Regions from separate parts of the Mus musculus genome. Here region 1 is linked to region 2. The links are chromatin loops, found by intact Hi-C in ENCODE. Cell type or tissue: gastrocnemius. All regions are shown on one strand.

What was found. A loop is a pair of places that touch in the nucleus more often than their neighbours do. Peaks named below come from ENCODE experiments on the same cell type or tissue, not always from the same donor. Only the 100,000 strongest peaks of a DNase experiment are listed, where the experiment ranks them.
Region 1: a loop joins it to region 2, with 2.5 times the contacts of the local background. A loop is called at or near these places in 25 of 42 quality-filtered maps.

What each region holds. Positions count from the first base shown.
Region 1 is chr10:53,627,082-53,632,081 of GRCm38, forward strand. Mcm9 (minichromosome maintenance 9 homologous recombination repair factor) reads right to left here and starts at 2,876. Exons shown (of 13, transcript NM_027830.3): 1 at 2,643-2,876. In gastrocnemius, a CTCF peak has its summit at 2,313; DNase peaks (open chromatin) are centred at 74, 2,399 and 3,000; H3K4me3 peaks cover 1,714 bases; H3K27ac peaks cover 1,289 bases.
Region 2 is chr10:53,793,569-53,798,568 of GRCm38, forward strand. No RefSeq gene overlaps it. Among named protein-coding and RNA genes, the nearest start is that of Fam184a, 45 kb to the left of the region's middle. In gastrocnemius, a CTCF peak has its summit at 2,581 (motif pointing left); a DNase peak (open chromatin) is centred at 2,561.

The DNA of each region.
Region 1 (5,000 bases), 170 kb before region 2:
TCTGAAGATCCCGAGCACTCGAAGAGCCAGGGGGCCATTGAGAGAGCCATTCAGGGTGAGCACCAGCCCATTGCAGGCACGCACGCAGAGAAGCATGCTGTGTGAGGTCTGGCAGGGAGCCTGTGCTGGTGGTCCCTGTTCCCTGGGAATTCATGACTTAATGTATACAAGCTTATTACAGACCCTGACTGTAAAAGTGTTTTCTTAAAAACAAACAGAAAAATAGTGAAGTTAATGTTAATTCGTGAAATTGGTTGCTAGTGCAACGTATTAAACAGCACAAAGTATTCCTCATGTTTTCCCCAATCTTTCTCCTTGCTAGCCCTTTATTAACATATTATAATTAATATGCAATCTGGAGGAAGTTCTGGGCCTCCCCTCCCTCATCCCTGCCTTTAGTGGATTTTTTTGAGGCCATCTCTGCTGGGCAGGCTAACTTAGAACTTATTATGTAGCCCAGGCTGGATTTGAGTTTGCAGTAATTCTCCTGCCTCTGTTTTCCAAGTGCTGGGATTACAGTCATGTATCATCACACACACACACACACACACACACACACACACACACACACACACACAGCTTCATAAACAAAGCATACCGTTAATCAGATTGATAGTTCTAACATGACTAGTGACTTGATTTAGGATTATACACTGTAGTAAGTTTGTTTCCTGCTTTCTCTTGTTAGCATAGGGGAATGACGGGCTTCAACAAGAGCAGTTGTTACAGGTGGAGAAAAGCTAGGCAAAAAAAGATGGGAGCATTACGTTTCGGACAATAAGACTGCAAAGAAATATTATATATACTCTACTTCACCTATTTGACTCTCTGAGCAAGTCTTTCTTTCTCAAATGTGTATTTACAAACATAGGGAGCCTATCTCATGTTCATATGTACTGTCATATCACAAATCCTACACCTGATTCTATATGCACTTCCTAATGTCTACCATGCACAAGCCAGTATCCTCACAAATGAAAGAAAAAGCACAGTAAAAGGTACCAGGCCCTCGGAGACCCAAGTGACGATCTAAAGCAAACCATTCCAGAAGGACTAAGAAGGTAACGTGAGTAAGAGTGAGAAGGTGGTTCTGGACAGACAGCACAGGCTGAGAGCACGTGCTGCTCTTCTAGGGGACCTGGATTTGGATCCCATCACCATGATAGGAAGGGCTCACAGTTGCACGTAACTCTAGTTCCAGGGGATCTGATGCCCCTGGACTCTGATGGCAACACATGTGCTGCACAGAACATTCAGGTGCACGTGTGCACGTGCGCGCGCACACACACACACACACACACGTGTGCGCGCGCGCACACACACACACACACACACACACACACAGAGATTGATTGATTGATTTTCAATTTAAATGAGCTGACAAGTACCAGAGAAGAAACCATGAACTGCCCTGGAGATTCCATACTAGCTCTAAGCACCTTAGCAAAGGTGTGGTTTATATTGGACTTATTTTATTTATGTAACATATATCATCCTCTATAAATACTATGACTAAAGAAGACTAGATATAGTTCAGTTAAAGTTCAGTTTGGCATCCCTGAGGTGGATCACACTGGCTACTGATTCTGCCCTCTCTGAACACCTGCTCAGCTGGGAGGTATAAAGTATAAAGTTGCATCACACTTAAGCCAAGAACACTGACAAGTACAGGAGGCTGGTATGAGATTAAGAGAGTATTTTTCAGAGAATCAGTCAAAGTAAGCCAACACTAAAATACTAAGCGACTTGGTTTTGGTTAGGTAATAGCATAATCAATCAGCCAAGAGTAAAAAAAGAGATTATTTGGGAAAGGGATCATAGTATTTCATGATGTGGATCTTAGCTGGGAAAAAAAAATCACAGCACTACCCTCAAGAGTGACCAAAGGAATATCTTTACGATTTTACAAATACAAAGTGAATGTAGAGCAGAAATCCGAAACAACAATTAACAACATACCCAACTCCAACAGCGCAGAAAGAGGGCGGGCAAAGAATTTTAAGTTCCTAACAGGGGCAGGTTAAATGTTTGCCTAGTTAAACCGGTAAATTACAGTGTTAAACAGACCGATATTTTTTAAACACAGCTTTCTTCTTCTTTTTTTTTTTTTCCAACATCCGTGCAATTAGACAAGTTTATCAACCTATAAACTCAGGCATCCCGTTACAAACTTAAGCCATTTACTGTCTAGGGGAGGGGGGACGATGGTTGTACAACTATCAAATTCTCTCTCCTCTTGCCTCTGGCATCCAAACAAATAAAATGGCTTTGCTTTATTTCATACTATCCACTGCAAGGTGGCGCCAAAAAGAGCAGTTTGGGGATAGAGCCTTGTCCCTCACCTAGGCTCGCGTAGCCCCGCCCCTCGGGAGCTGTGGCCACGCCCCGCGCGTCTCAATCCCGCGTTGCGCGCCATTCGCGGGTGCGCGCTCATTGCGCGCCTCCAGGCCGCCTGGCGAGCGAGAGCCTAGCGGAGGGATGCTTTGGAAAGCATTTGGAAATTCGCTTCTAATCCACAGGTGGTTGGCTGTGGCCTCCCAGCCCTGCGGGGAGTTTAGAAATTAAAGGATGCGGACGAGACCTGACGCTAACCACGGGAGGGAAACGATCCCCCGGGACCTCACGCTGCGGTGGTCACTTACGGGCTCAACACGCACTGTCTTGGTCGCCGGGACCGCGCTGCGGCCGTGGTCGCCCCAGCCCGACCCGCGCGGCGTTGGAGGGGGCGGGGCGTGCGCGCGGCCGCTCGAGGGGGCCGCCTTGCGCGGGGGCGCGCAGGCTTCTTCGCGCTGCTCTCGCTCGGCCTCTGAAGGACTTGAGCTTCCCGCGGACCCCGAGCCGCGCACTGCCTCAACTTTCCGGCCGCTGGGGCTTCTTCCGGGTGCGGACGCAGGCGGGCGCGCGCCAGGACGGACGCTGGAGTCTGCGAGCGGGAGGCGGGAGCAGGGAGAGAGGCGGGACTCGGGGAGCTGGAGGCGGGGTTTGGGCCGGACAAGACGTCTGAGGGGCGGGTCTCGGAGGCATGGGGCGGGGTTTGAGCGGGACACCGGCTTCGAGGGCGGGTTTAGGGTGAAGTGGATAATTCAGGCTGGCAGGAATTCCGCGGATTGGTGATGGGCGAACGCGGGGTGGAGACTAGGGCGGAGAGAAGGGGAACCCTGGTGACGTATTAGGGCGGGATGTGGGCGATCTGGGACTCGACTTTGGTTTGCACCTTCAGATATCTTAGAACACAAGTGATTTTGTTGTTTTTTTTTTGTTTTTGTTTTTTTTTTTTTTTTGGGTTGGCGATGTATTTAAGGAATCTGCCTACTTCCACGTCACAATATTTTCCATTTCGTGTAGTTCTCTGATCCATTTCGAGCTAAATTTTATAAGTGGTGTTACGGTTTTGTGAAGTCACTTCTACTTTAAATCCTCTGACTGCACATCTACCTATCAGCAATTTTTATTAAATCAAATCAGGCAGCTGAGGGCAAAATTGGATATAAAAAATTCATTATCTGGCCGGGCGTGGTGGTGCACGCCTTTAATCCCAGCACTTGGGAGGCAGAGGCAGGCAGATTTCTGAGTTCGAGGCCAGCCTGGTCTACAGAGTGAGTTCCAGGACAGCCAGGGCTACACAGAGAAACCCTGTCTCGAAAAAACAAAAACAAAAAAGAAATTCATTATCTTGACCCCAACTCAGCTTCAGCAAGAGAGTCATGTCAGCACGTGCTGCCACCGTTCATGTTCCCTGATCTCAAAATGTCCCTAGCTCAACTAATAAGTGTTTTTCTGAACTTCAAATTGTTCCTGAAGACTTTCTACATTAGAGCCTAAGGGTGTTACTTCCTAGGGCCAGGCCCTCTTTTTACATCAGTTAAGGATACAATGTCTCAAAGACATTCCTACTGGTCAATCTGATACAGGCAGTTCCTTAATTCAGACTCCCTTCTCAGCTAGGCATGGTGGCAAAGGCCTTTAATTCTGGCAGGTTGATCTCAGTGAGTTTAAGGCCAGCCTGATCTACAAAGTGAGTTCCAGGACAGCCAGATACATTTCAACAAAACAAAACAAACAAGCAAAAAAAAAAAAAATCTCTTTTCTGAGGTAATTCTTGGTTAAGGCAAGTTGACATTTGAAATTAAGCAGTACACCTGTATGATACATTGGTTCAATCTTAATGATTTTATGTCCCTATAAAAACTTCACACATTGGAGCACTATTAGTACATTGGACCACGGAAGGGGAGAAACTGGACCATAGCCACTCATAGTTTGTTCCAGGATAAACTGTTCTCTCCTTTTGAGGTAAGGGTTGCGTTTTTGACTCTACAATGAGTAGAAGTATTAAATTTTTTTTGAGACACAGTCTTGTTAGGTAGCTCACAATAGCCTCCAGTCTGCGGTCCTTCTGCTTCTTAAGATTATGGGTGTGAACCACCATAAATGGCTAATAGAGCACTCTTAAGTCTTGTAGTATAGCCTTTACACAGGTGTATACACACACACACACACACACACACACACGAGAGAGAGAGAGAGAGAGAGAGAGAGAGAGAGAGAGAGAGGGAGAGAGAGAGAGAGAGCTATTAGCTTGCAGAAGACCATGGCCTATAGTGAGCCGGGCAATAAAACTGATAGCCAGGTCTATGGTAATGACAACTGAGTTGTGAACATTCCATCTTGGAGAGAAGAGGGGTTTTAGGACCCACAGAAGACCTTTACTTCTCATCCCAGTCACCACTCTCTCCTATCCATCCTCATAAAAGTAGGTAAGAGGTTTTAAAAATGACTTGGAGTGATACATTTTTAAAAAGTATAGAATTTTATTTATTTATTTATTTATTTATTTATTTATTTATTTATTTATTTATTTATTGTGGTGGATCCTGGGATTCAAACTTAGGCAAGTCAGAGAACAACCTGTAAGGAGTCATAGGCTTGAACTCAGGTTCACCAAGTACTCTTGACACTGAGCCATACCCCATGGCTTTTGCATGGGACTTTCTGTGGTA
Region 2 (5,000 bases):
TTTCCCTTTCTTACTACTACTGACAAGTTTAATCCTTTTCCCTAACTTTCCTCCAGTGGTTAACTAGGATGTTTAAGAGGGTAGATTCAGTCTGTCCCATGTCCAAAAATTACACCAGTCCAAGTCCAAGAACACAGAGAAAGACAACACAGAGACAGTTTGCCCCTGCCATGGGCACAGAAACTGGATTATAGCAAGACTTGGTTGGCTCCTGCCTATACTGTGTCTTGTCATTTTGATTCTGATGATACACGAATCCAAAACCTTTGAATAAAGACAATCAACACAGTGACAGTTTGCCCCTGCCATGAGAGCAGAAACCAGGATATAGCAAGACTCGGTAGGCTCCTTCTGATACTGTTTCCCAAAGGAGCAGAGTCCTCCCAACTCTTGCCAAGCTCGGTCTTTTTCCCTCCAGTCAATCTAGTCAGTGGTTGTTTTTTGTTTTTTTGCTTTTTTTTGGGGTGGGGGGAGGCAGCAGATCTCTCTGAATCCTGGACAAAGCTCCCAAATGTAAGCCCCTTTGACACCCTTTGTACTCACTTTGGGATGCCCCTGAGTAAGACATCAAGATGCAAAAGCAAGAGGTTTATTTTTTCCAGCATTGGGGTTGATCTTCAATTAGTCCCTCAAGGTGAGTGACTAGAAGGTGGACGAATAGGGTCTTCTTTATTCATGGAGATTTTTATAAGATACCTTAGGAACTGTAGATCTACTTTTATTGTCTAAAAAATTCATCCTCTCATGGTGCACATAAGTTCACACACACACACACACACACACACACACACACACCTATAATAAATAATCTATAAGTAATAAGTAAAACAATAAGTCCATCCTATTCTGCTTACACCACTTCTAAATGTTATTTCTCCATTTTCTAAAACTCTCCTAACTTATTACTTTAAGTATTGTACATATACTGTCTGCTTTTGTATTTATAGACTCGTGTCTGATTTTAAAAAACATACAGTTTTACGTTGTTTTATGTACCATTCTCAGTTCGAGGATATTTGTTGGTTCTTTCTTTAAACACAATTTCCATTTGGCTACACATCTCAGAGATGTTCTTTGCACTTAAATCTTGGATTCTGAGTCATCTAACCTAAATATAGGTAATGTAATTTTCTCATGGAACAGGAAATAGAAAGTTCTACTCAGGAGTAAGTATCCCAGCTAGAAGTGAGGTCCAGGGGTGAAGGTGTGCAATTCATATGGCTATTATTGCTCCATGCTTCTTTGCAATGGTAGATAAGTGATTTTTAATATTCCTAGTATTCCCTGGCTTAAATATAGATGTCCCCTGCTTTGGTCATCTAAGTTTTCGGTAGAGAGCAAATAAAACATGAAGAAATCAGCTCACTCATCAAATACAATTTTATTTCCTTCACACTTGAGCTTTCATTTTAAGAGCAGAATTGGGTCATGTGGTCAGGGCTGGAAGGCAGATGAAAAAATTCGGTTAATTTGAGTTGGGTGCACTGTGGCTCAGTAATTGGGCCTTTTTTTTTTAGGAGGGAAAGAGGTGAGAACACAGGTAGGGTCTGCCACACAGAAGCAAAGCTGCATAAGTCATGAACACTTACTTTCGGAGTCCTAAGAGGTGGCAGGATCAAAACCCTGAAGCTGCCTGAGAAATTTTAACATAGTTGAGAAAAGTCCGAGTTTAACTCTAAGCACTCAGACTCCACTCTGATTTACTGTCTTTTAAAGCTCAAAAGATTTAGCCCAAATAAATATTTCAGGTATAGGCATCCCTTACATTGAGGAGGTAACATTAGTTGTCTTTCTGATGCTAATAACACACCACACACTGGATCTGCTTTAATGAGCCAAGATCTTAGAGAGAGGCATGCTGGCACATGCCTGTGACTCCTATACTCAGAAAACCAAGGCACAAAAGGCCTGAGCTCCAGGCTAGTTTGAGCTACATTGTACATGTGAAATCCAGTCTTAAAACAAACAAGAACTAACAAAAGAAACAACAACAACAAGAACAACAAGAACAACAACAACAACAACAACAACAGACTCCTAGACTGGAGACCCCAAACCAAACAGCCATTATCTGGTGATATTCTAAGGTTGTGAAGAGTTAAAAAGCAAGTGTAATTCTTCACATGACAAACAGCAGGAACATGTCTTCAGGGCTCCTATCCCTTGTATAATATCAGTAATTGGTCACAGGGCTTCCACCCAATGACCTTAGCTTATGCTAATCATCCCCAAACACCTGCCTCTAAACCGTCACTGGGGAGGGGGGGGTTCTTCATCCCTTTAAATACCTCACAATAGGGATACAATTTAACTACCTGAACATTTGGGAGAAATGAATAAACCACTATATTACAGTGGAAAGCTGGAGAATGAAATTGAACAATGACTCAACCCTGAGGAGGCAGAATCAAGCAGTTTAAAAGACAAAAGGAAACAAACAAACAGACAAAAGCAAAAACAAAACAAAACAACACACACACACACACACACACACCCCAAAACAAAAACCAAAAAAACACCAAAGAAGCCCATCAATTCCTTTGCCCAGGATTTGGATATTTGCTGCCACCTGCAGCTTAAACTTCATATTACTCTGGACATTGGCTGTAAGAAGCAAAACGACCTAGGAATGGAAAGGAAGAATGCTTTGAGTGTTCACAATTGATACCTTCATGATCTTTATAAAGAACATTTACTTATTTATTTATTCTCACATATATAAGTATAGGTACACATGTCTGTATAAGCATGGGAGAGGATGCATGTGCCTGGGCTTGTATAAAGGCCAGGCGGTGTTTGTTATCTTCCTGTGTGATTTTTCTCCTATCTGCCTCAGAGTGGTGTGTGTGTGTGTATGTGTGTGTGTGTGTGTGTGTGATCTCTGGTTTGTTATTTGGGTACTGGGATCTGCACTGTAGTCCCCATGATTGCATAGCAAGTCCTTTTAACTGCTGAGTAATTTCTCTAGCCTCCCCCTTTCACTTGCTTGAAGTTGAGTTCTCTATTTCTAAGTCCACACTCAGAGCAGCATCATGTTCACCAATCCAAATGTGGAGGCTACCGAAGTATCCACTGATACTTGGATATATACTCATAGTGTAGACATACAATAGGGAGCTATTAAACCTTTAAAAATGATGTTTTGACATACACAACAGTTAGATAATTGGGAAGGCACCATGCCAAGTGCAATACACTGGTCACAAAAGGACAAATATTGTAGGAGTCCTCTTCTGTGAGGTTCCTGTAACATTCATATTCAGAGGGCAGGAAGTAGAATGGTGATCATCGGGGGATAGGAGAGGACAGTGGGTAGGGTATGGAGAATTAACATTGAATTCTACAGAGTTTCTCTGGGAGAAGATGATGAAAATCTGGAGAAGGTTGACAATGGTAACACCACAACAGTACCTAGGGTCCTAGAACCAGACAGTTAACAGTCTCATGTAGCTTTTCACTACCCCGCCTTAGTTCTGGAAATAGGCCATGAGACCAGCCTGCATCCAGTGTCCCTTGAATACACAGATAAAAGACACACACACACAGGTTGCTCATCTTCAACTTGCCTTTTTGACACAATTGTTAGGCCCTACTATCTTCCCACTGGAAAAGCATGCTCTTATCAATACTCTTTACTCTGAACTTCCCACTTTCCCTAAACTTTGTTGCTAAACTTCCTTGACCACCTGCTTGTAGGAGAAGCCCGTGTGACCACTCTGTTTCAAGATCTCACATGGCTGGTCAACTTTTCTCCACCAGAAGCCTGGTGAACTCTCCTCTCCTCTCTTTGCATCTCTCTGCTTAGCTCCAGGGACCTGGAAGTCCTGCCTATTCCTTTTGCCCAGCAATTGCCCCATGACTTTTTTTTACTGACAGATCAAAAACCAATTGGGAACAGTACTTTAGCATCAGAACCTCCCCTATAGTTAACAATGGCCAACATGGTAAATCTTGTGGCATGTATGTTTACCTCAGTGGAAATGTATTTCACACTGAATTTCCAAGGAAGTAAGTTGATTCTGTAGAGCACAGAAGCTGGCTGTACTCTCAGATTATCACACACTAATGAATTGGAGCTATTTCTTCTGGGTTTCCCAACTCCCAAAAGAGTCAGTTCCTTGCCTTGGGTGACCAGATTGTCATGTCTAAATTTCTATGGCAAATTTTTTGGGCAGTATTAAAGATACAAGAATTTAATGAGCTACAAAAGAAGCACATAACACTTGCAGCTGTAGGAAACAGGCAAATAAGGGCAATTTGGGCAACTCACATTTCTCTCTATAAAAGCAATTTCTTGGTAGACAGAGCTGAATATTTTCATCCCAAGAAATAGTTTTTGGATTGTCTAACAACCCTGGAGAAATTCTTTAAGAAATCATTTCCACGGTCTCTAAGTAGTTTTAGAAGACAGTGAATAACAAGGTCGTTTATATGGATACATTATCTTAACTGTTTAAGACTTTATGATCTATGCATTTTATTTATTTTGGAAAGAAAGCAGACAACGACTGTCTGTGTCTGTGAAATGGTCGATCACGCAGAGTTGCTGGATGATCTGCTTTCAAGTTGAACACCTTGTGGGTAATGACTTCTATCTAGATATGTTCAAATCCTCTTAGGAGCAATCCGGAGGTGATATTTTTAGTTTTCTGGCCATTGAGAATTTAATGGGTTTTCAAGTAAAGCAGTCCTTTCTCTTTTCCTATGTTCAATTTAAACTTTAATTGGCTTTCGCTCCGGCATTGTGATCGGGTAGGCTAGGTGGGTGTTGGCAGCTGCAGTGTGTCACCAACTTTCGGATGGATCCAGATGACAAGTGTCACTCGAAGGAGAAACTGAATTTTAGTACTTTAGAAAGTCCTTTCTCATAGTAGTTGGAAAAAAAGAAAACATAAGGGAAGAGTAGAAACTAAAGTGGTGGACACAGACTCCAGGGCATCCATAGAAGACTTGCCTGTGTGACATAATGGATGTTTCTGCATAGAACAGTAGCAACACAT